Regions from separate parts of the Homo sapiens genome. Here region 1 is linked to region 2. A link is a loop called in an ENCODE intact Hi-C map of the cell type or tissue named here. Cell type or tissue: PC-9. All regions are shown on one strand. Each heading gives the region's core, and the rest is flanking DNA. Links, peaks and the distances in the headings are about the cores only.

Region 1 (10,946 bases), core at 1,435-9,434, 71 kb before region 2:
CATTTTTTTGTTCCTTTTGTTTGTTTTTTGTTTTTTGGTTTTTTTTTAAGACAGGGTCTCACTCTGTCACCCAGGCTGGAGTGCAGTGGCACGATCCCAGCTCACTGCAACCTCCACCTCCCAGGCTCAGGCGATCCTCCCACATCAGCCTCCTGAGTAGCTGGGATTGCAGGAACACACCACCACACCTGGCTAATTTTTTTTAATTTTTATTTTTTTGTAGAGACAGGGTTATGCCATGTTGTCCTGGCTGGTGTGGAACTCTTGGACTTAAGCAATCTACCTGCCTTAGCCTCCCAAAGTGCTGGGATTACAGGCATGAGCCACCACACCCGGCCTTTTTTTGTTTCTTGTACTTTTGGTGTCACATCTGAGAATCCATTGTCAAATCCAAGGTCATGCAGATTTTCCCTTATGTCTTATTTGAAGAATTTTATAGTTTATAGTTAGATCTTTGATTCATTTTTAGTTAATCTTTGCTTATTGTGTGATATAAGGGTCCAACTTCATTCTTTTTGATATTTCATTGTCCCAGCACAATTTGTTGAAGACCATTATTTCCCTATTGAGCAGTCTTGGCACCCTTATCATAAATCAATTGACCATAGATGTATGGGTTTGTTTCTAGATTCTCAATTCTATTTCACTGGTCTACATGTCTACCCTTATGCTGGTACTGCACCATCTTGATTACCATAGCTTTGTAGTAAGTTTTAAAATTGGGAAGATGCTAATGTACCTTCAAAAATAAAAATAAGGCCGGGCATGGTAGCTCATGCCTGTAATCCCAGCACTTTGGGAGGCCAAGGTGGGTGGATCACCTGAGGTCGGGAGTTTGAGACCAGCCTGACCAACATGGTGAAACTCTGTCTCTACTAAAAATACAAAAAATTAGCCGGGTGTGGTGGTGTGCACCTGTAATCCCAGCTACTAGGGCGCCTGAAGCAGGAGAATCACTTGAACCTGGGAGACAGAGGTTGCAGTAAGCCAAGATCATGCCATTGCACTCCAGCCTGGGCAACAAGAGCAAAACTCCATCTCAAAATAAAGAAATAAATAAAAATAAAATAAATAAATAAGTAAAATAAAATCAAATTGGAAAGAGTGAGTCCTCTAACTTTATTCTTCTTTTTCAAGATTATTTTGGCTATCAGGGTCCCTTGTAATTTTGTATAAATTTTAGGATCAATTTTTCCATTTCTTCAAAAAAAACTGTTGGGACTTTTATAAGTAAGTGTTGCATTGAATCTGTAGATCACTTAGTGAAGTATTGCTCTCTTAACAAAATTAAATGATCCAATTCATGAACACAAGATGTTTTTCCTATTTACATGTTCTTTATTTATTTCAGCAATGTTTTATAGTTTTTAGTGTACAAGTCTTTTGTTTGTTTCTATCCTTTTTTTTTTTTTTTTTTTTTTTGAGACAGGGTCTCACTGTGTTACCCAGGGTGGGTCCACACTCCTAGGCTCAAGCAATCCTCCTGCCTCAGCCTCCCAAAGTGCTGGCATTACAAGTGTGAGCCACCATGCCCAGTGTCAGTGTACAAGTCTCCTATATCTTAGTTAAATTTATTCCAAAGTATTTTATTCTTTTTGATGCTATTGTAAATGGAATTGTTAATTTCATTTTTGGATTATTTCTAGTATATAAAATTACATCTGATTTTTGTGTGGTTTTAGCACCCATTTTAGTTATTTGTTTCATTTCTCAGATTATTCAGAATATGGAAGGGGAAAACAAGTGCTATTTACCAGGATTCTTTCAGAAACCAATACTTGATATACATACATTTGGCAGCCAAGAACATGAGATAAAGAAGATCAGACAGGAAGAACATGCACAATGACAAAGGAGGCAGGATGCAAATAGAACTTTGAGGAACATCAACAATTAGAGGGCAGTTAGAAAAAGAGGAGCCATGCATGTATCTGAGAAGCCACAGTCAGAGAAGCAGGAGGGTGGATTAGTCCGTTTTCATGCTGCTGATAAAGACATACCCAAGACTGGGCAATTTACAAAAGAAGGTGGTTTAATGGACTTACAGTTCCACATGGCTGGGGAGGCCTCACAATCATGGTGGAAGGCAAGGAGGAGCAAGTCACGTCTTACATGGATGGTGGGAGGTAAAGAGTGAGCTCATGCTGGAAAACTACCCCTTATAAAATCATCAGATCTCATGAGACTTATTCACTATTATGAGAACAGAATTGGAAAGACCTGCCCCCATGATTCAATTACCTCCCACCAGGTCCCTCCCACAACACATGGGAATTTGAGATGAGATTTGGGTAGGGACACGGCCAAACCATATCATTCTGCCCTGGCCCCTCCCAAATCTCATGTCTTCACATTTCAAAACCAATCACACCTTCTTAACAGTCCCCCAAAGTCTTAAGTCATTTCAGCATTAACTCAAAAGTCCCCAATCCAAAGTCTCATTCCAGACAAGGCAAGCCCTTCTGCCTATAAGCCTGTAAAATTGAAAGCAAATTAGTTATTTCTTAGATACAATGGGAGTACAGGCATGGGTAAATACAGCCATTACAAATGGGAGAAATGGGCCAGAACAAGGGACTACAGGCCCCATGCAAGTCTGAAATCCAGCAGGGCAGTCAAGTCTTAAAGCTCCAAAATGGCCTCCTTTGCTTCCATGTCTCACATCCAGGTCACACTGATGCAAAAGGTGGGTTCCCATGGTCTTGGGCAGCTCCACCCCTATGGCTTTGCAAGGTACAGCCTCCCTCCCAGCTTCTTTCACAGGCTGGTGTTGAGTGTCCGTCACTTTCAGGCACACGGTGCAAGCTGTCAGTGGATCTACCATTCTGGAGTCTGGAGGATGATGGTCCTCTTCTCACAGCTCCACTAGGCAGTGCCCCAGTAGGGACTCTGTGTAGGGGCTCTGACCCCACATTTCCTTTCCACACTACCCTAGCAGAGGTTCTCCATGAGGGCCCCGCCCTGCAGCAAACTTATGCCTGGGCATCCAGGTGTTTCCATACATTCTCTGAAATTTAGGTGGAGGTTCCCAAACCCCAATTCTTGATTTCTGTGCACTTGCAGGCTCAACACCATATGGAAGTGGCCAAGGCTTAGGGCTTGCACCCTCTGAAGCCATGGCTCAAGCTCTACATTGGCCCCTTTCAGCCACGGCTGGAGGAGTGGCTGAGATGCAGGGCACCAAATCACTAGACTGCACCCGGCCCACAAAACCATTTTTTTTCTCCTAGGCCTCTGGGCCTGTGATGGGAGTGGCTGCAAAGTTCTCTGACATGCCCTGGAGACATTTTCCCCATTGTCTTGGTGATTAACATTTGGCTCCTCATCACGTATGCAAATTTCTGTGGCCAGCTTGAATTTTTCCCCAGAAAATGGGACTTTCTTTTCTATCACATTGTCAGGTTGCAAATTTTCCGAACTTTTATGCTCTGCTTCCCTTGTAAAACTGAATGCCTGAGCCAGGCATGGTGGCTCACGCCTGTAATCCTAACACTTTGGGAAGCAAGGTGGGTGGATCACCTGAGGTCAGGAGTTCAAAACCGGCCTGGCCAACATGGTGAAACCCCATCTCTACTAAAAATACAAAAAATTAGCCAGGCGTGGTGGTGCATGCCTGCAATCCCAGCTACTTGGGAGGCTGAGGCAGAAGAATTGCTTGAACCTGGGAGGCAGAGGTTGCAGTGAGCTGACATTGCACCATTGCACTACAGCCTGGGCAACAAGAGTGAAACTCCATCTCAAAAAACAAAACAAAAAAAACTGAATGCCTTTAACAGCACCTAAGTCACCTCTTGAATGCTTTGCTTCTTAGAAATTTCTTCCGCCAGATACCCTAAATCATCTCTCTCAAGTTCAAATTTTCACAAATCTCTAGGGCAGGTGCAAAATGCTGCCAGTCTCTTTGCTAAAACATAACAAGAGTCACCTTTGCTCCAGTTCCCAACAAGTTCCTCATTTCAGCTGAGACCACCTCAGCCTGGATTTCATTGTCCATATCATTATCAGCATTTTGGTCAAAGCCCTTCAACAAGTCTCTAAGGAGTTCCAGTCTTTCCCACATTTTCCTGTCTTCTTCTGAGCCCTCCAAACTGCCCAACCTCTGCCTGTTACCCAGTTCCAAAGTTGCTTCCACATTTTTGGGTATCTTTCCAGCACTGCCCCACTCTACTGGTACCAATTTACTGTATTAGTCTGTTTTCACGCTGCTCATAAAGACATACCTGAGTTTATATATATTTTTTATTTCTATTTTTCTTGTATTTACAAGCCCATAACTAACATCGTAAGGTTTATGTATTTTACTTTCAGTAATGGCTGTGTTTAACCATTGGCTTGTCTAATTTCTGAAAATTTCACAATCAGCTCTCAGGAACCAGCAAAAGCCAGCTCCAGCCTGGGCTATAGGCATACTTTGAGCTAAGTGACACGTCCTTGCACAAAAGGAAGAGCAAGGACCACGGGGTCAGACAGACCTTTCTCAGACTTTCTTCTTAAGATAATCTGGGCCAGTCACTGAATCTCAGTTTCTTTATCAATAAAATAGGTGATAATATTAACCTCTTGAGGTTGTGATAAAGATTAGAGATCAATATGTAGAGACTGATCCATAATAAGGGTTCAAAATTACCAGAATAATCTTATTTTGCTATAGCTTTAAGCACAGCTTTAATACACAGAAAGATAATTGGGAGTGACCCAGGGTACAGTTGAGAGTTACCACGTCCCTCATTAAGTGTGGCATTTGTGTGAGGAAACAGATGCACAGAAGTTTCGCTTACTATATACTTCGCATGGACAGAGCACTGGAAACCTTTTCTCCAGCAGTATGGGAACAGGGCGAGCAGAGTATCAAGCTTGTGACAACCCTAGAAATGAGTGACTCAGCCTGTGATTGTATGGCCCCTCCAAGGCCTTCCTGGCTCCCCAGATGTATCCCTGACAGATGACTCAGAAACTTGACAACTCCACCTTTTAAATCTCAAATGTGTTACCTAAGTGGAGCAAGTTTCCCTTGAGCACGTCACATGGATCAGCTTATCAGTCAGCCCGGAGGACAGAGAACAGGGCCCCAGAGGAAAGGCACATGGGACAGGTAGTGTTTACGGGACAGAGGGAAGGAGGACTAGGGCAGAGGTTCTGGTGTGGAGTAGGGCCTTGCAGGGGACGGCTGGGACATGAAGGAAGGAAAAGACACCAAGCAGCAGGAGAGGGATGGGGCAAGAAGAGACACAAACCCAGCTCGGCCCCAACTCCCAGGGCTGTGAGGAACCTCTGATTTCACACCACCATATGAGAAAGCTAACATTCTCTTTGCTTTCTGTGTCCTCAGCGACAAGGGCCATGGATACAACTAATCAGGAAGTAAGTGCACAGTGGCTGGCACTTGATCCAACTTTAACTCGTTTGTCAACATTTCACAGCCTTTTTGGAGAGGTCTATGGAAAGCTGAGCTGAGAGCTATAATTCTTTCGTTCTGAGGAGGCCAGGTAGTTTCTTCTCCCTGTTGTACTGGTCTCTTACGAAACAGCAGCGCTTGCAACCTGCCAATCATGTCATGCCATGTCTTAGATGTGGAAAATCCAGCATTCTGACAAACCCACCAACAAAACAGGGTCTCACTTTAGAGAGTGGTGGCTGAGAGAGTGTTGGAAACCTGGCTTTGGCTGGGCGTGGTGGCTCACGCCTGTAATCCCAGCACTTTGGGAGACTGAGCCAGGCTGATCACCTGAGGTCAAGAGTTCGAGACCAGCCTGGCCAACATGGTGAAACTCCATCTCTACTAAAAATACAAAAAAAAAATTAGCCAGGTGTGGTGGCAGGAGCTTGTAATCCCAGCTACTTGGGAGGATGAGGCAGGAGAATCGCTTGAACCTGGGAGGTGGAGGTTGTAGTGAACCAAGATCACACCACTGCACTCCAGCTTGGGTGATAAGAGTGAAACACTGTCTCAAAAAAAAAAAAAAAAAAAAAAAGCAAAGAAAGAAAGAAAAGAAAAGGAAACCTGACTTTGTGCTAAGCTGGGGGGCTCCCCTGGGCAAGTCACCTGCCTTCTCTGGGCTTCCATTTTCTTTGTGTGAATCAGAGATTATAGCACCTATCCTGCAAGGTTGTGGTGAGGAGACATAAGGCAGGTAAAAGCTTTACCCTATAGCAGGTAACACAGTAGGAGCTTAATAAGTTGGGGCGACTGGTGTTATTTATACTGGGCCTGCGTGACCTTGGGCAAGTTATTTCATCTTTCTGCGTCTTAGTTTCCTCATTTGTGCACTGTGGGCCAGATGATCCAGGAGACATCTACTGGTTCTGCATTCTATTATTCTACGACAAACAAGATTCTTTGCCTTAGCTCTGGCCCTGCCTATCTAAGTAAGGGATTAGGCCATTTGCTTTTGCTGTTGCAATGCTCAGATAGCAAAGGCCTTTGACAACTGAGAAGGCTTGTTCACTCCCTCCCCTTGAACTGAGTTCTGAGGCTGTGGGACAAGGAGCAAACTGGAGTGTTTCTCTAAACACAGGATTAGAAAGGAGGCAGGGGTGCTGGGCAGCAGGACCTGGGTGTGTTGCGAACGGCCTAGAGCAGGGCTAAGGTCATGACAGGTATGCCACCACTTGCTCAGGGTCCCAGCACCGTCTCCTGGTATTCTAACCCCAAGGCAAGAGGTGGGGGAGATAAGACGGATCTCCACTTTCAGAAGAAAATTCCTCTCTGGACTCTGGTTGAATGAGGCAAAAACTTTTTCCTCCAAATGAGGCCCTGTGCATTATTATCATAAAGTAAGAGAGAGAGATGGGTGGATGAAGTCAATGCTTGTGTTTCCTGGTTGGAGGGGATGGAGGGGTAGTTTGAAGGCAGGTGGAACCCTATCGATGTTCTTAGCCTTGCTTAATATTTTGGGCTGTCCTAATCCTGAACTCAGGCATATCATGGGATAAGGATTGAGTACCTTGAACACAAGCAGAGGGAAAACCTTTCCCCACACCTGGGTCCCTGAGGCAGGATGCTGAGCAATCCAAGTGATGAGCAATCTGGCTCATTCCCTGAATAGCTTGGGTCAACTGATTTACATTTTAAGAAACCATTGTTTTAAAAAAGAGTAAAACCCACCAGGTGTGGTGCCTCATGCCTGTAATCCCAGCTCTTTGAGAGGCTGAGGTGGGCAGATCACTTGAGGCCAGGTGGCAGATCACTTGAGGCCAGGAGTTCCAGACCAGCCTGGCCAACATGGCAAAACCCCATCTCTACTAAAAATTTGTACAAAAATTACCCAGGCGTGCTGGTGCGCACCTGTATTCCCAGCTACTTGGAAGACTGAGGCACCAGAGTCCCTTGAACCCCTAAGGCGGAGGCTGCAGTGAGCCAAGATTGCACCACTGTACTCTAGCCTGGGTGACAGGGAGAGATGTTGTCTCAAAAAACTGAAACTAAAAAATAAATAAATAAACAGTAAAACCCAGGATTATATGTAATACATATACGTGTACATATATGTACATACATATACGTGTACATATATGTACATACATATACGTGTACATATATGTACATACATATACGTGTGCATATATGTAATACATATACGTGTACATATATGTACATACATATACGTGTGCATATATGTACATACATATACGTGTGCATATATGTACATACATATACGTGTGCATATATGTACATACATATACGTGTACATATATGTACATACATATACATACACATATGAAATACATACAATGTATTATATGTATATATGTATTCTATGTATTTCTAGAATATAATAATCCTAGAAATGTGTAGGGTTTCTATAATCCGTGTTTTCCCAGAGCCTGATTTCTTTTGGGGCCTCCCCTAATTTCCATTAGTCATTTCCAGATGTCAGTTAAGCAGCTGGTTTCCAGCTGGTAGAAAGCACCGCTCATTAGGAACATTCGCAAGACCCCAGGCCTTTGGCTGACAAGTCACAGAGTTTCTGTCGCCCTTGCAGCTGGAAGGACTCTGCTAAATGACAAACTTCCTGACGTTTTCTCTTCTCAGCTTGTACTGTGATAAACTTTCGGGGATCACGTTTCAGTTTTTATACCGTCTCTCATTTTGTGCTGCTAATTTCATGCCTACCCCTCAAAAAAAAAATACATAAAAAGGCCAGGCGCGGTGGCTCACTGCAGCCTTGACCTGCCAGGCTCAAGCGATCCTCCCACCTCAGCCTCCTGAGTAGCTGGAACTGCGGACACATGCCATCACGCCCGGCTAAGTTTTGTATTTTTGGTAGAGACACCATGTTGCCCAGGTGTGGCTCTGTTTAGCCATGGCGGCACTCACTGGCACAATTCTGTTACCTGAGCAAAAACAAAGAAAGGTGAGTTTATTGGTTTTCCAGGGCTGCCATAACAAAACACTACAGACTGGGTGACTTCAACAACAGAAATTTACTCTCATAGTTCTGGAGGCTGGAAGTGTGAGGTCAAGGTATTGGCACGTTTGGTTTTTTCTGAGGCCTCTCTCCTTGGCTTGCGGCTGCCTTTTTGATGCCTGTTCACCTGGTCTTTTCTCTGCGTGCACTGTGCGTGCATCCCTGGCATTTTTGTTTGTTTGTTTGTTTTGTTTTTTGTTTTTTTGAGATAGGGTCTCTCTCTGTCACCTAGGCTGGAGTGCAGTGGCGTGATCTCTGCTCACTGAAGCCTCGACCTCTTGGACTCAAGTGATCCTCCTGCCTCAGCCTCCTGAGTAGCTCGGACTATAGGAGCATATACCACCACGCCTGGCTAATTTTTGTATTTTTTGTAGAGACGGGGATCTCACAATGTTGCTCAGGCTGGTCTTAAACTCGTGAGCTCAAGTGATCTGCCCACCTTGGCCTCCCAAAGTGTTGGGATTATAGGGATGCGCCACCATGATCGGCCCCCTGTCTCCTCTTATAAGGACACCAGTCAGATTGGATTAGGGACCACCCTAATGTCTATTTTAACTTAGTTACCTCTTTAAAGGTCCTATCTCTAAATCAATGCATGAATTTTGGGGGACACAATTCAACCCAGGAACAGCGACACTTTCCTGCTTCTTTTTGTTGTTGCTGATGTTGAGGAGGAGGGAGAAGAAGAGAACATACTCTGGTATTTCAGAGGGATATGAACATTCAGAAACTACATAGAGGTTAGCAATTCGAACCAAGAAGGTAAAATAAGAAGAAAAGTTAAAAGACCTGAAACCACTGGGCCTGATAGAACAGCTAATTTTCTTTTATTGAAATACACAGTGGCAGACTTAAATATGCTCACCATACAGCTTGGATGTGCAGGGAAAATATTTTGTGTTGTCATCTCATTTGTTATTTGCTAGGTAAAGAGAAGAAATAGAGCTAAATGCCCAGTTCAGCTTAAACCTTAGTTCAAATCAACAGTTTAATTGGTCCCTTTGGGTCCTGCTTAGGGTCTCTGGTTTCTGCTGCCTCCTCCCCCATCCCTCATCAGAAGGTGTGTGAACCTATGGCTCATGGCATCATCAAGGGGAAGAAGGCACCTTGGCTTTGTGCAGGTCCTGAACCCTATGGGTTCAGCTGGCGCCCATGACTGGAGCCTTCAGCTGGCATAGCACCTGCCTGGGTTCCCTCTTATTTTCCCCCTGTGTCCTCACCTCGCCCCAACTCCTTCTGGAGCAGTGGCCCCATCAGAGCTCTGCACCCCCTCCCTCTGCCATCCTGGACTGCGGTCATCAGGCCTAACTTGCAGGCTCTCCAATGGGGCTGTAGAGTAGGCCCTCTCACTGTCTGACATGTGACCTGCCTTTTGCTCCATTTGGACTGCTCACCCCATCCTTGCTTTAAGTCCCAGAGTAAAGGACTCTCCTCCCACAGTTCTAAACAAGGACTGAGGAAGAGCCATGTCTTCCGTGTGCCTCTCAGCTTGTCAACACGCCTTTCACAGGGATGTCAGAGCACACATCTCACACCTCCCTCCTAACCTGGCATCTGTTCATGGCCTCCTCCTCTGACAATCCCCCAGGACAAGAAGAGGCAATCAGTTCATTTACTTCCTCCACCTTATAACTTCCTTATTCCTGTAGTCAGACTCCAGGCTAAACCTAAATCATAAACTGTTACCTTCTCTCTCCTGTGGGAGAAACTGTATGATCCGGACCAACTGGGAGCTAAAGAGATTCAGAAAAATCCTTTCTTTCACTCCAAACCTAGCATTCAAGTCATTGGCTGGCTGTGAAATCCCATTTTGAATGTCAGAAACTGAATACTAGCTTTCTTTCTTTCAATTCCTTCAGGAGCCACTCTAATCATTCTCCCCTTCTCCAGATAAAACAGTTCTTCCAGCCAGTAAGGAAAAAATTAGAAGAGAAAAGCACATTAATCCCCACAATTATTCCTCCCATTGTAACAGTTTTTGCACTTTTTTTTTTTGAGTGGGGTTGGGGGGAAGGAATTTCGCTCTTGTTGCCCAGGCTGGAGTGCAATGGCACGAACTCGGCTCACTGCAACTTCTGCCTCCGGGGTTCAAGCGATTCTCCTGCCTCAGCCTCCCAAGTAGCTGGGATTACAGGCACGCTAGTTTGTGCACTTCTTGATGGGCAAAGACAATTCCCCCAAAGCACTTGCTTCATATTCTTTTTAGGGAAGAGAAAGGAAAGCAAGGAAGGAAATTAATATTTTGAATATCATAATTAATTATTCCTGGTTTTGACAGGGTAGAATAAGGAAAGCTTGGTTTAAATTGAAATGGAAAATGTTTTGAGCAGTATGAGAGAGACAGAGCGTGTAACCATTCTTGGGGATTGGAATAAGAAAGTTTAATTGTGGCCAGGAGCGGTGCTCACGTCTGTAATCCCAGCACTTTGGGAGGCTGAGGTGGGCAGATCACGAGGTCAGGAGTTCGAGACCAGCCTGGCCAACAGAGTGAAACCCCATCTCTGCTAAAAATACAAAAAAATAAGCCAGGTGTGGTGG
Region 2 (10,904 bases), core at 1-8,000:
ATTAGCTAGAAGAGAGGCCTGGTACAGATCCTCCCTCACAGCCCTCAGAGGAAACCACGCTGTCAACCCCTTCATCTCAGGCATCTCAACTCCAGAACTGTGAGATAACACATTTTTGTTAAGTCATCTAATCTGTGCTACTCTGTTATGGCAAAGTTAGCCCTAGCAAACTAATGCAGCCTCCACTTTCCCACCTGAAAAAGGGGCATGTAGATGGATGGTTTCTTTCCAGCTCTAAGCTTTTATGACATATTATTTCCTGATCTAAGATTCTATGTCTCTTATTTCAGTAAGTCCTAGGAACATGGATTAATATTTAATTTCATGCATGTTTTAAACATTCCTTTTTCATTATGTTTAAATTCTATGAAATCAACACGTTCATGCCTGAAAAGCCTCAGTTCTGAGCTGCACTTACTTGTTATATAAGACGATGTCTGGCCTCCACACGAGGTCACTGGGGATCCTGATGGAGTCTAGGCCATCGTACTGATCTCGGTCCCACGTGAGATAGGCATCGTGCCAGATTTGGCGGATCCACAAATAAGCAGTCAGAATTTGGTTTCTTTCATCCTACACAATGAATCCAGATGTCGCTTTACCTAGCAGACACTTGAAATGTTTTCCACTGATAGGACACTTGTTCTTCACAATAGGAATTTCACAAACACTCATCAAATTTCAATAAGTAAAGTGAGAGCTTTATTCTTTATTTATTCTATCCCCTTGATTGACTGCCAAGATCATATTTTTTTTCCTCCTAGATTTAGTGTTCAGAATGTAAAGTGGACAAATATTTTAGTATTGATATCTTTGCATAGATCAACTGCCTATATTTCCTGAAAATTGATCAATGAATGATGTACTTGAAAGCAAAAGTCAGGAAATAACAATGTGCAGAAGGAAAATCTTTCAAGTTTCATAACATTGTGTAATTAAACATAGATAAGCACTAATAAGCTATGCCATCTTAAAACACTACCTTTTTTAAAAAATTGAGATTGGCCGGGCGCGGTGGCTCATGCCTGTAATCCCAGCACTTTGGGAGGCCGAGGCGGGCGAATCATGAGGTCAGGAGATTGAGACCATCCTGACTAACACGGTAAAACCCTGTCTCTACTAAAAATACAAAAAAAAAATTAGCCGGGTGTGGTGGCGGGTGCCTGTAGTCTCAGCTACTCAGGAGGCTGAGGCAGGAGAATGGTGTGAACCCAGGAGGCAGAGCTTACAGTGAGCGGAGATCATGCCACTGCACTCCAGCCTGGGTGACAGCAAGACTCCGTCTCAAAAAAAAAATTAAGATCAAATTCACATTAAAACTCACCATTTTAATCATTTTCGAAGGGAACAATGCACCGGCTTCCAATATATTCACAACGTTGTGCAACCATCACCACTGCCTAATTCAAGATCATTTCTTCCCCCCGCAAAGAAACGCCGTAATCATTAAGAACTCACTGGCCGTTTTCCCCGTCCTCCCCACAGACCCCGGCAACCTCTATGCCGTTTTCTGTCTCTACGGATTTACCTCTTTTGGACATTTTATATAAATGGCTGCATACAGTATGTAACCCCATCTTTCTTTAGATTATCTAAGACTGTTACAGTTAATGACCAGGATTAGGTAACGTTTCTTGAAATTAATTAGTTTTGTAGAAAGCTTCCTTTTCCCGACATTCTCTTCTCCCACCAGCTTGCTTAAGGAGCTATCATTCCCTCTCAAATTCCCAGTTAAGACATTCTCTTCAGAAAGCATGGTTGTTTATCCTCTAAGAATCATTCCACAGAGTCAGCACCATGTGTTACTCACCATATCCTTAATCTGAGAGAGCGTAATCTGCAGGGTCACATTCAGGACTTTATCTGTATCTTCCACTGGACGAAGAGCATTAGAATAATCTTCAAAAAGGTCATTAAACAACTTCTGAGCATATTTTCCATCTGCCGTCTCTGCAGCTACTCAACAAGAGGGATCTGGATTAACATTCAGAGTGTTGTGTGTATTTCAAGACAAACAACACAAGACTGAGGTCTAAAATGGGGGATGGCCCAACACTGGCGAGGGACAAGCTTTGGGTGGATGGATGAGTTGTTTTTCTGGCATGCCCTACCAAGATCAGAGTCAGTAGGAAGCACAGAACACTTCCATGCGGTTGAATCATCTGTTTTGTCTTCCCTGTCCTGCCCCACCTCCCACCAAAGCAATAGCCCCAGATGAGACAAGATAGGTTACGTGTCACCAGCCTCTCACCTCTCAGTCTGGAAGCAGCAAAGTAGATCCAGCAAAAGGAGATGCAGGAATGGGACCAGTTCATCTTTTTCCTGAGCCTCTATAATAAAGTCTCAGTCAGGCAGCGTGGTCTTCCACTTCCCCCTATGAATACAAAGGATCTGGGCACAAGGAGCCCACACCGCTGCAGCCTTATGGCGGGAGAGCTCAGGCTTGCATTGCATGCAGGACCGAGATCCTGAGATCCAGGCCTGCCCTCCCTCCCCTCCGGTAATTTGAGACTGGCAGCTCCAGTGGCTGAGAAGCCGGGAACCCAGGGTGTGTTAGGTCCAACAGTGCTGTTGTGGGGGGCCATCTCAGTTGAGGGTCCCTAGCCACCCTCAGCAGAAACAACCAGACAGAAAAGGAGGTAGATGCAGGCAACAGGGGTATGCCTGACACCCCAGAGACTCCATCTAAGCAGAATGGGAGATTTCTACACCCACCATGAGCAGAGTCAGCCTGAGTCCAGGGACTAAGGGAAGCCTAAAAGACTGAGCCATGGGACGGCTGTCCAGAAAGACTCTACGTGCTTTTAGCAGCATTTGAAGAGGGAAAGAGACACGGTTCTATGATCTCCAGAATATATTGGCATTTTGGTTTTTTCTCTGCCTCAGCTTCTGATCCCTCCTGCAGCTGTCCCACTGGGCATGGATCTTGCATAGTAAATGTTTGTGAGTATATATGTGAGGGGGTGTGCTGGATGGGCGGATAATCACTCGCTTAAGAAGCAGCAACACTGTGAGTTGGATTTGGACTTGACCACCTGGGTTTGACTGCCAGCCAAACCCTGACGAGCTCTATTATTCTGTAAAAGTCACCTAACCTCTCTGAGCCTTCCAGAACTACAGACTGGGGAAAATAATATTTTCTCTCTCTAGAGCTACTGAGATAACTGTATGTGAAAGCACTTTCTAAATATCAGTAATTATCATCTTTGATCAGCTTTGCATACCCAGAATTTCTATACTCACCAAGTCACCCAGGATTTACCAGCTCGAAAAAAAAAAAGAAAAACTGGTTCAAAGGCTGACCAAATCAGCATGAGAATAATAACCAATGGTGATATTGCTAATGATGACACCCTTTGCATTTGAATGCTACTTCATATAAAGTTTCAGTCATTTCTCATATGTGATATAATTTTACTCCTATAAAAAAATGTCAATTTTCAATTGCTGCTTAGTCTGGAAACTCATGTCTGTCTCTCCTCTTGCCTGGGGAAACTGCTTTGGAAAACCATATTAAGATAATTTGGTTGCCTGGAATTGGAGCGAGGAAATTGGATAGCTCTGTTTCATCAGGTTACAGCCGCCTGATGAGTCACCCCATCCCTCTTCGGGAATGTATCCTCTGAGTGGAACAGACACTCAAGCCATCGGCAAAGTGTTTCTTAATTGCCTATCCCATTGTGTTGATTGTGAAGACATTATTTTTCTGACGCCCCTAGTCTGACTCATTCATCAAATGACACAATTCCGGGTGCCCACGCTCAGTCCTCCTTCAGCAAACCATCCGCTCCAGAATCTCAGAGGCAGAAGGTAATTTTGAAATTGAGTTTAATGCCTCACTTCTATATGAGGAAACTGAGGCCCAGGGATGCAGAGTGGCTTCCCTCCAGCAGTGATCGGCCAGAGACAGGATCCAGGCCACCTGCCCCAATCCACTGTGCTCCCTGCAACACTAACAATGCATCTCTTCCTTCTCGTTGTCTTTCATCAATATGGCTTTTGATGCCAGCTGGGTGGTGACTTCCTTGTGTGTAGAGGATCTTTACCTCATATGTCTTGGATTCCTTACAGCACTCACAGGGTTGAATTGTAGTTGACACAGGGCCTACCTTGAATGGTGTCCCTTCCCTTCCTATACCACTCCCCTCCCTTCAGGGTCCCTTCTCCCCTCAGGGGCCTCTTTTAGGTTGAAGCTGCTGAGAACCTTTGCCCATTGGGGTCCAGTGTCCTGGGGGGCATCCCTGACTCCATTCCAGGAGGATGATGGCAGTGCTCCCATTCCTTAGAATAGAGTCCTGTCTGACAAAGAATCCTAGTGAATTCTATGGCTAAAATATCCTCTGCCCAGCAGCAGAGTGGGGATGGGAAGAACAAATACCTTCATTCTGCTACATGTGTTTTTTAAAACAAAAATTACAAGAGTCAAACATCATGTTTTGCAAAGGATTTTTTCCCTGCAAATGAATATGGCATGAATATTTTCTCCATTTCATTAAGTACAGGATCAGAGCACTTCTAACCTGTAAAGAGCTCTTTGAGGACCATCTAGCTAAGGTCACTCATGTTACAGATAAAGAAACTGAGGACTAGAGAGGTCAGAAGCCTTCGCAAGGACATAACCCATCGTCCTGACTCAATACAGTGCTCCTTACACAACACCAGTTCATCTGGTGAGGAAGCTCAGAGGAAATCAAGGTCAAGTGTGCCTTTAGGAGGCTTGGGAATGCACTTCCTTTCAGCCAAGGGCAGGTGGGACTTCGATCTGCCCCACAGGAAGGTGGGTAAAGGATGCTGACTCTCCACCAAGAACCATGCCAGAGACCCTCAACCTCCCCAGGAGGCTGGGCTCTTCACAGAGGAGTGCTGTCCTAGGCACTCAGAGCCATGACGCATGCTAACCAATGCTTCACAACTCACTGAAATGGCAGGAGATACCTCAATGGGATGCCATCCCCAAGGACCTATTTCACTTCTACTTTCTAAATTTGCTGGATTTATCCTAGATATGTGTCTTGAAAAACAAACAAACAAAACAAACAAACAAAAAAACCCCCTCAAAGCTCCTTTAAAAGACAGCTACATGAATTCCTTCACCTTGCACCAGAGTTTAGGATAAGATTGGTAGTTAGGACGCAAAGTCATGCCAAAAGGGCTGCCCATGGCACCACTCTCCAAACATTTTAGGGTTTACTTCTGTCTTTGTTTTCTATTTCTTCTTCTTTTTTTTTTTTTTTTGAGATTGAGTCTTGCTCTGTTGCCCAGGCTGGAATGCAGTGGCGTGATCTCAGCTCACTGCAACCTCCACGTCCTGGGTTCAAGCAATTCTGTGCCTCAGCCTCCCAAGTAGCTGGTATTACAGGCACCTGCCATCACGCCCGGCTTTTTTTTTTTTTTTTTTTTTTTTTTTTTTGTATTTTTAGTAGAGATGGGGTTTCACCATCTTGGCCAGGCTGGTCTTGAACTCCTGACCTCGTGATTCACCTGCCTCAGCCTTCCAAAGTGCTGGGATTACAGGTGAGTCACCATGCCCAGCCACTTCGTATTCTTGATCAAAAGCAGTATAATGTAGAGTTTAAGAGCACAGACCCTGGAGTTGAACTGCTTGGATTCAAGTCCAACCCCACCACTTACTAGCTGTGTAAGCTCAGCCAGATTATTCGACCTCAGTTTCTTCATCTATAAAATGGGGACAATTATAAATAGTGCCTACCTCTTGGGGTTGTTTTGAGGACTGAATCAGTTAATGCATGTGGAACCCTAAAAATAGTGCTTGACCATAAAATTGCTGGATAAATGATCATTAAAGGGGAAAATGACATGCTAAGCATGTCATTTGTAGCTCAATGCCACTATTTGTTTATTTATATATTTATTTATTTAATTTATTTATTTTTCCTCCCCTCTTCCTCTCCCCCTTCCATCTCTCTCCCTCACCCAATCTCTCTCCCAACTTCTTGACAGACCTGGTTAGAGGATAATTGTTTTATGTGACAAGCAATTTGTACTGTGGGTGGAAGAATATCAGTCCTACTATTTTCTTGTTGTCCTTTTTTATTGTGATGTTAATATTATTGTCAGTCCACCGTGGATTTATTTATTTACTTACTTATTTCTGCAGTAGTCTTTTTAATCCTCTTATCCATTTTGTGAGAGTTACACAATCTAACTCCGTCACAGAGATTGGCAAACTCTCTGCAAAGAGCTAGATAGTAAATATTTTCATCTTGGCAGGCCATATGGTCTCTGTACCAACTACTCTTCTCTGCCATTGTACTATGAAAGCAGCCTATAGCAAAATGAATGTGTGGCTATGTTCCAATAAAACTTTATTTACGAAAATAGGTGGCAGGGCATAGTTTGTTGACCCCTGACATAGATAAACAGATCCATAAATCCACTTTGCTCATGAAAATTGCAATAGGAAACAGCGTTCCAGATGAAGAAGGGGCAAAGCCTGCAGGGAAAAGAGCTTGACATGCGCAGACGCATGGCAGGGCCAGGGCTGACTCCCACTGCAGCTCAGCCAGTGAGACTCAAACTGCCTTCCAGCGGAGGCTCTGGGCATGGAAGAACCCTTTCTAATAAGGAATCAGAAATGTAAGAGAACTGGAAAGAGTAGGAAGCAACCCTGTTGGATGTCTGGAGGCTGGGCAAGCCTCCTCACTTCCACAGGGTGACCGTGATAGTGTCGTGGATGAGGAATTAGAGTTTCCAGATATAGGTGATGGTGGGAACTGTGGCTACAGCCAGGCCAGGGGCTGGCAGGGTGAGCAGCAGGGGAATGGGTCAGAAGTTCAAGTGAGTCTCTCTGGGGTCCCCATGAATAAGGACAGGACTGGAGGGCAGAACTCTGGCAGTTTCACTGAGAAGTACAGAGTCCCAGAACACAGTTTTGTTTCTAGATTGCTAGAAATCCTAGCAACTCCCTTCCCCAGCTGTACTCAAATCCATTGGCCTGGGGAAGTGCAGGTTAGATCAGAACAAAAGCGATTCAGGAAGGGGAGGAAGGAGGACCTCTGGGCCAACAGGAACGTCGGACCGGAGCTCATTATGGTGTGGGCACCTGAAGGTGATCACACTGGGCATGGAGCCGATTCTCCTTTTGTGACTGCATGTGCCTGTGTCTCACTCTTGTCCCACTGTACTCTGGCTCTGTCAGTGGTGTGTAGTGGACTGGAAAACTCTTCTGAGTGAAACCCAGCGGGACAATCTCTCTTGGTGCTTCTGGGCATCGTGAAGGAAATGAACTTTCCTAACCTAACTTCAAACAGATCCAACTCCTGCGCATCATCCTCGCTTCTTCTCTCTCAAACCCCATGTATTAGTCTACTTGGACTCCCACAACAAAATACCATAGACCAGGTGAATTAAAAACAGAAATTTATTTTCTCACAGTCCTGCCTCCGTGCCTAAGGACCAGCTCATCCAAGAATCAGCTGGAAGTCCAGACCAAGGTGTGGGCAGGGCTGGTTTCCCCCAAGGCCTTTCTTCTTGGCTTGCAGATGGCTGTCTTCTCTTTGTGTCCTTACAGGGTCTCCTCTGTGCATGTCTGGGTCCTAATCTCTTCTTCTCAGATCCCCATGAATAAGGACAGGCCTGGAGGGCAGGGCTCTGGCAATTTCCCTAAGAGATACAGAGTCCCAGAGTTCTGTTTGGTTTCTAGGTTGTGACCCTATTCCCCGATTGTACCGAAACCCGTTGTCTCCTCAGATGAAATTAGTCCCGCCCCAGTGACCTCACTTAACCTTAATTACCTCTTTAAAGACCATATCTCCAAATATGGTCACATTCTTCAGTACTGGGGGTTAGGATTTCAGCGTGTGAATTCTGTAGGATGCAATTCAACCTGGAACACCCCACATCCAATCTGTGAATGAATCCCAGCAGTTCCACCTTCACAACATATCGGGAACCCAGCCGCCTCTCCCCACCTTCCCTATTGTCTTCCTGGTCTAAGCCATTGCTGACTGCCATCTGCACCAACCACACTTGCCTCCTAGCAGCCAACGGTGCCCCTGAATTCCCTTCTCCAGGTAAGAGCCAGACGGTCATTTTATTTCATTTCATCTATTTTTTATTTCTATTTTTATTTTTTTAATTTAATTTTTTTTTTTTGAGACGGAGTCTCACTCTGTCACCCAGGCTGGAGTGCAGTGGCACAATCTCAGCTCACTGCCTCCCAGGTTCAAGCAATTCTCCTGCCTCAGCCTCCCAAGTAGCTGGGATTACAGGTGCCTGCCACCATGCCTGGCTAATTTTTGTATTTTTAGTAGAGACAGGGTTTCACCATGTTGGCCAAGCTGGTCACAAACTCCTGAGCTCCAGCGATCCACCTGCCTCAGAGTCCCAAAGTGCTGGGATTACAGGCATGAGCCACCATGACCAGCCTATTTTTAAATAATTTATAAGATGGGGGTCTCACTGTGTTGCCCAGGTTGGGGTGCAGCAGCTATTCACTGCACTCCCTCATTATCATTGTGCACTGTGGCCTCCAATTCCTGGGCTCAAGAGATCCTCCCATCTCAGCCTCCCAGATAGCTGGGACTACAAGTACATGCCACCAAGCCCAGCCAGGTGGTCATCTTAAAACACAAATCTGATCATGTCACCCCTCTGCCCAGTGGATTCTCTCCAGTGGATTCTCACCTTATTTGGAATAAAAGCCAAAATCCTTACTGGCAACTACAAGGCCGTACGTGATGTCTCCCCCGACTTTCCTTCTCCAACACTCTCCCCCTCGCTCATGTAGCTCCAGCCGTGCTGGCCTCCTTGCATTCCACATGCACACTGCGCCCCTCCTTCTGTTCCCTCTGCCTGGAGCACCATTAGCATATCCTCCTGACTCCCCTTCTTCTTCCTCCTGGGTTCTGCCTAGTGCCTCCTTATCAGAAGCCCTTCCCTGATGATGTTACGTAGAGTAACATCCCAGCCCTCTCTCCATCTCTGGGATCCACCCTTCCTCGCACTTAGGACCAGCTGACCTGCATGTATGCATTGCACTTGGTAGTTATCGTCTGTCTCCCTACTAAAATTAAGTTCCACAAAAGTGGGGGCTTTGTCATGTTCTGTGCTATTCTCCCAGATACAGAGAGGATATTAGAGGATATTTGTTGATGCATAAATGAGTAATATCTAGAATGAGAAATCTAAGGAATTAAGAAGTAAGGGAAAGGCCAGCTTTCAGACAAAGAATGGTGGGTATATTTCCTATGATTCATAAGCTTACCTGATTTTTTTAGCACTCATGGCCAGGATGTTATTTACAGCCTTACATTGTCAGTCTACTGCTGTGTTATATTTTAACCTATGTCAAAGCAAAATTCCTTGAGAACATGGACCATAATTTTTCCCTTATACATAGTCCTAGCTCAAGGGAAACAACCACCAAATCCAGTTAGCAGCATCTGCCAAGGATGCAGGGGGAGGGTGTGGAGGCATCTCCCCATGTCTCTGCTGACCTAATGCAACAGAAAGGACCTAAGGACACAGGAGGAGTCCTATGGCCCCAGTTCAAGTCCTAGGACCACCACTTACTAGTCATGTTAGTAGTAATTATTTCTCAGAGTCTCATTTTCTCATTTGTATAAAGGAAGATTATAATATTTTACCCAAAAGGGTTATTGTGAGGATTCAAGAGAAAGCAGATAAAGTACCAAGCACACACCTGGCACAAAGCAAGACTCTCAGTGAATGCCACTATGATTCCCCTTGCCAAACCACACAGGCTACGGTAGTCAGAAAGCACCCACTGGTAAAAAGAAACTCATAAAGTTGCCAACAGAAGAGCCAAGTTCATGAAGAGACATGAGTGGGTGATAAGAGACATGCAGTTTTCTGGGTCAGGAGAGCAGCTGATATATGATCCAGGGTATCCAGTATGTCCAAGTGAGTGATCTGGGGACTGTAGCGGGCTCTGATGTCTGTGCTTTGTCAGAGGGTGCATACTATTTTCCCTGAAATCCCCTGAGGGAATATATTTGAAAGCTATAAAACTGTACAGTGTGGTATAGGGTGAGTATCTCCTGGCTTCCTCCTGTTTCTGGGGTCTTTCTTTGCTGCACAGAGGAGACCTCATCCATGGGAGATTTCTGTCCTCAATGGTAGCCCACTTGCTCCTTGGGACTTCTCAGACATTTTCCTTTGTTCTTGAGTTTCCGACCCCTTCTCATCCCAGGAGGTTCTCACCCCACTGGCTCTGCTTCCTCTTCTCATAGCAGACCCTGCAGTCACAATTGTGCAATATTTCCCTGCTCGTTGCAAACACTGTCTCTCTGCTAACATTGTAAGAGTTAGGCAAATGACAAGCATGGGAAAAAGCAGAAGGGGCACACTCTGCTCTTCTGTTAACAGTAGCACGCTACTTCAAGGATGCTAATCATAGAGAAGGGGAGCTGGGAGATTCGGAGACAACACTGTGCAAACCCAGCTGATACCCTTCCCAGGCTATTCTGAGAGCTACCAGCCCCCAACCTCTCCCACAGCTTCTGCCCCCTTAGAAGCAGCATGGCCCCATGGCCCCAAGACCTCACTCATCTCCCGCTCCCCCATCCTCTGCCCTGTTCTGGAAAGTGGGCACTAAAGGGACATGTTAAAACTGAAAAGAGGCAAGGAGGTGCTTTCTCCCAGTCAGCAACGCGCTGCTCCATCTCCCACCCCACCTGCCCACCTGCCCTCAGTGTCTCTTCGGCTAGGCCTACTTAGCCGAGAGCAGCCCCGTGGGTATGAATGGCCTAGGTGCCTGCTTCTGGAAGCATGTTTGGAAGGAAGCAGGGAGGGTACTGAAAGGTAAAGCAGGAGAACTGGAAGATTTTATTCCCAAGTGTTTTCCTCAAAGACACTTTTTAACTTTCTCCGTTTCTTCTTCTCACTTACCTCACCATTGCCATTGACATAGGCTCTGTACA

Evidence for each region. Hi-C counts contacts between places; a loop is a spot of excess contacts. Peaks named below come from ENCODE experiments on the same cell type or tissue, not always from the same donor. Only the 100,000 strongest peaks of a DNase experiment are listed, where the experiment ranks them.
Region 1: it touches region 2 in a loop (3-fold over the local background); 2 of 110 quality-filtered maps call a loop at or near these places.

Annotation. Positions count from the first base shown.
Region 1 is chr4:40,398,825-40,409,770 of GRCh38, reverse strand. No RefSeq gene overlaps it. Among named protein-coding and RNA genes, the nearest start is that of RBM47-AS1, 22 kb to the left of the region's middle. In PC-9, for the core only: no CTCF peak of the experiment used is centred there; DNase peaks (open chromatin) are centred at 4,930, 5,470, 6,430 and 7,040; H3K4me3 peaks cover 859 bases; H3K27ac peaks cover 3,947 bases.
Region 2 is chr4:40,326,879-40,337,782 of GRCh38, reverse strand. It overlaps CHRNA9 (cholinergic receptor nicotinic alpha 9 subunit), which reads right to left and starts at 2,450. Exons shown (of 5, transcript NM_017581.4): 1 at 2,252-2,450; 2 at 1,811-1,956; 3 at 419-573. The coding sequence starts at 2,315. It overlaps LINC02265 (long intergenic non-protein coding RNA 2265), which reads right to left. Exons shown (of 4, transcript NR_121641.1): 3 at 10,873-10,904; 4 at 7,364-7,623. In PC-9, for the core only: no CTCF peak of the experiment used is centred there; a DNase peak (open chromatin) is centred at 3,642; H3K4me3 peaks cover 1,090 bases; H3K27ac peaks cover 2,852 bases.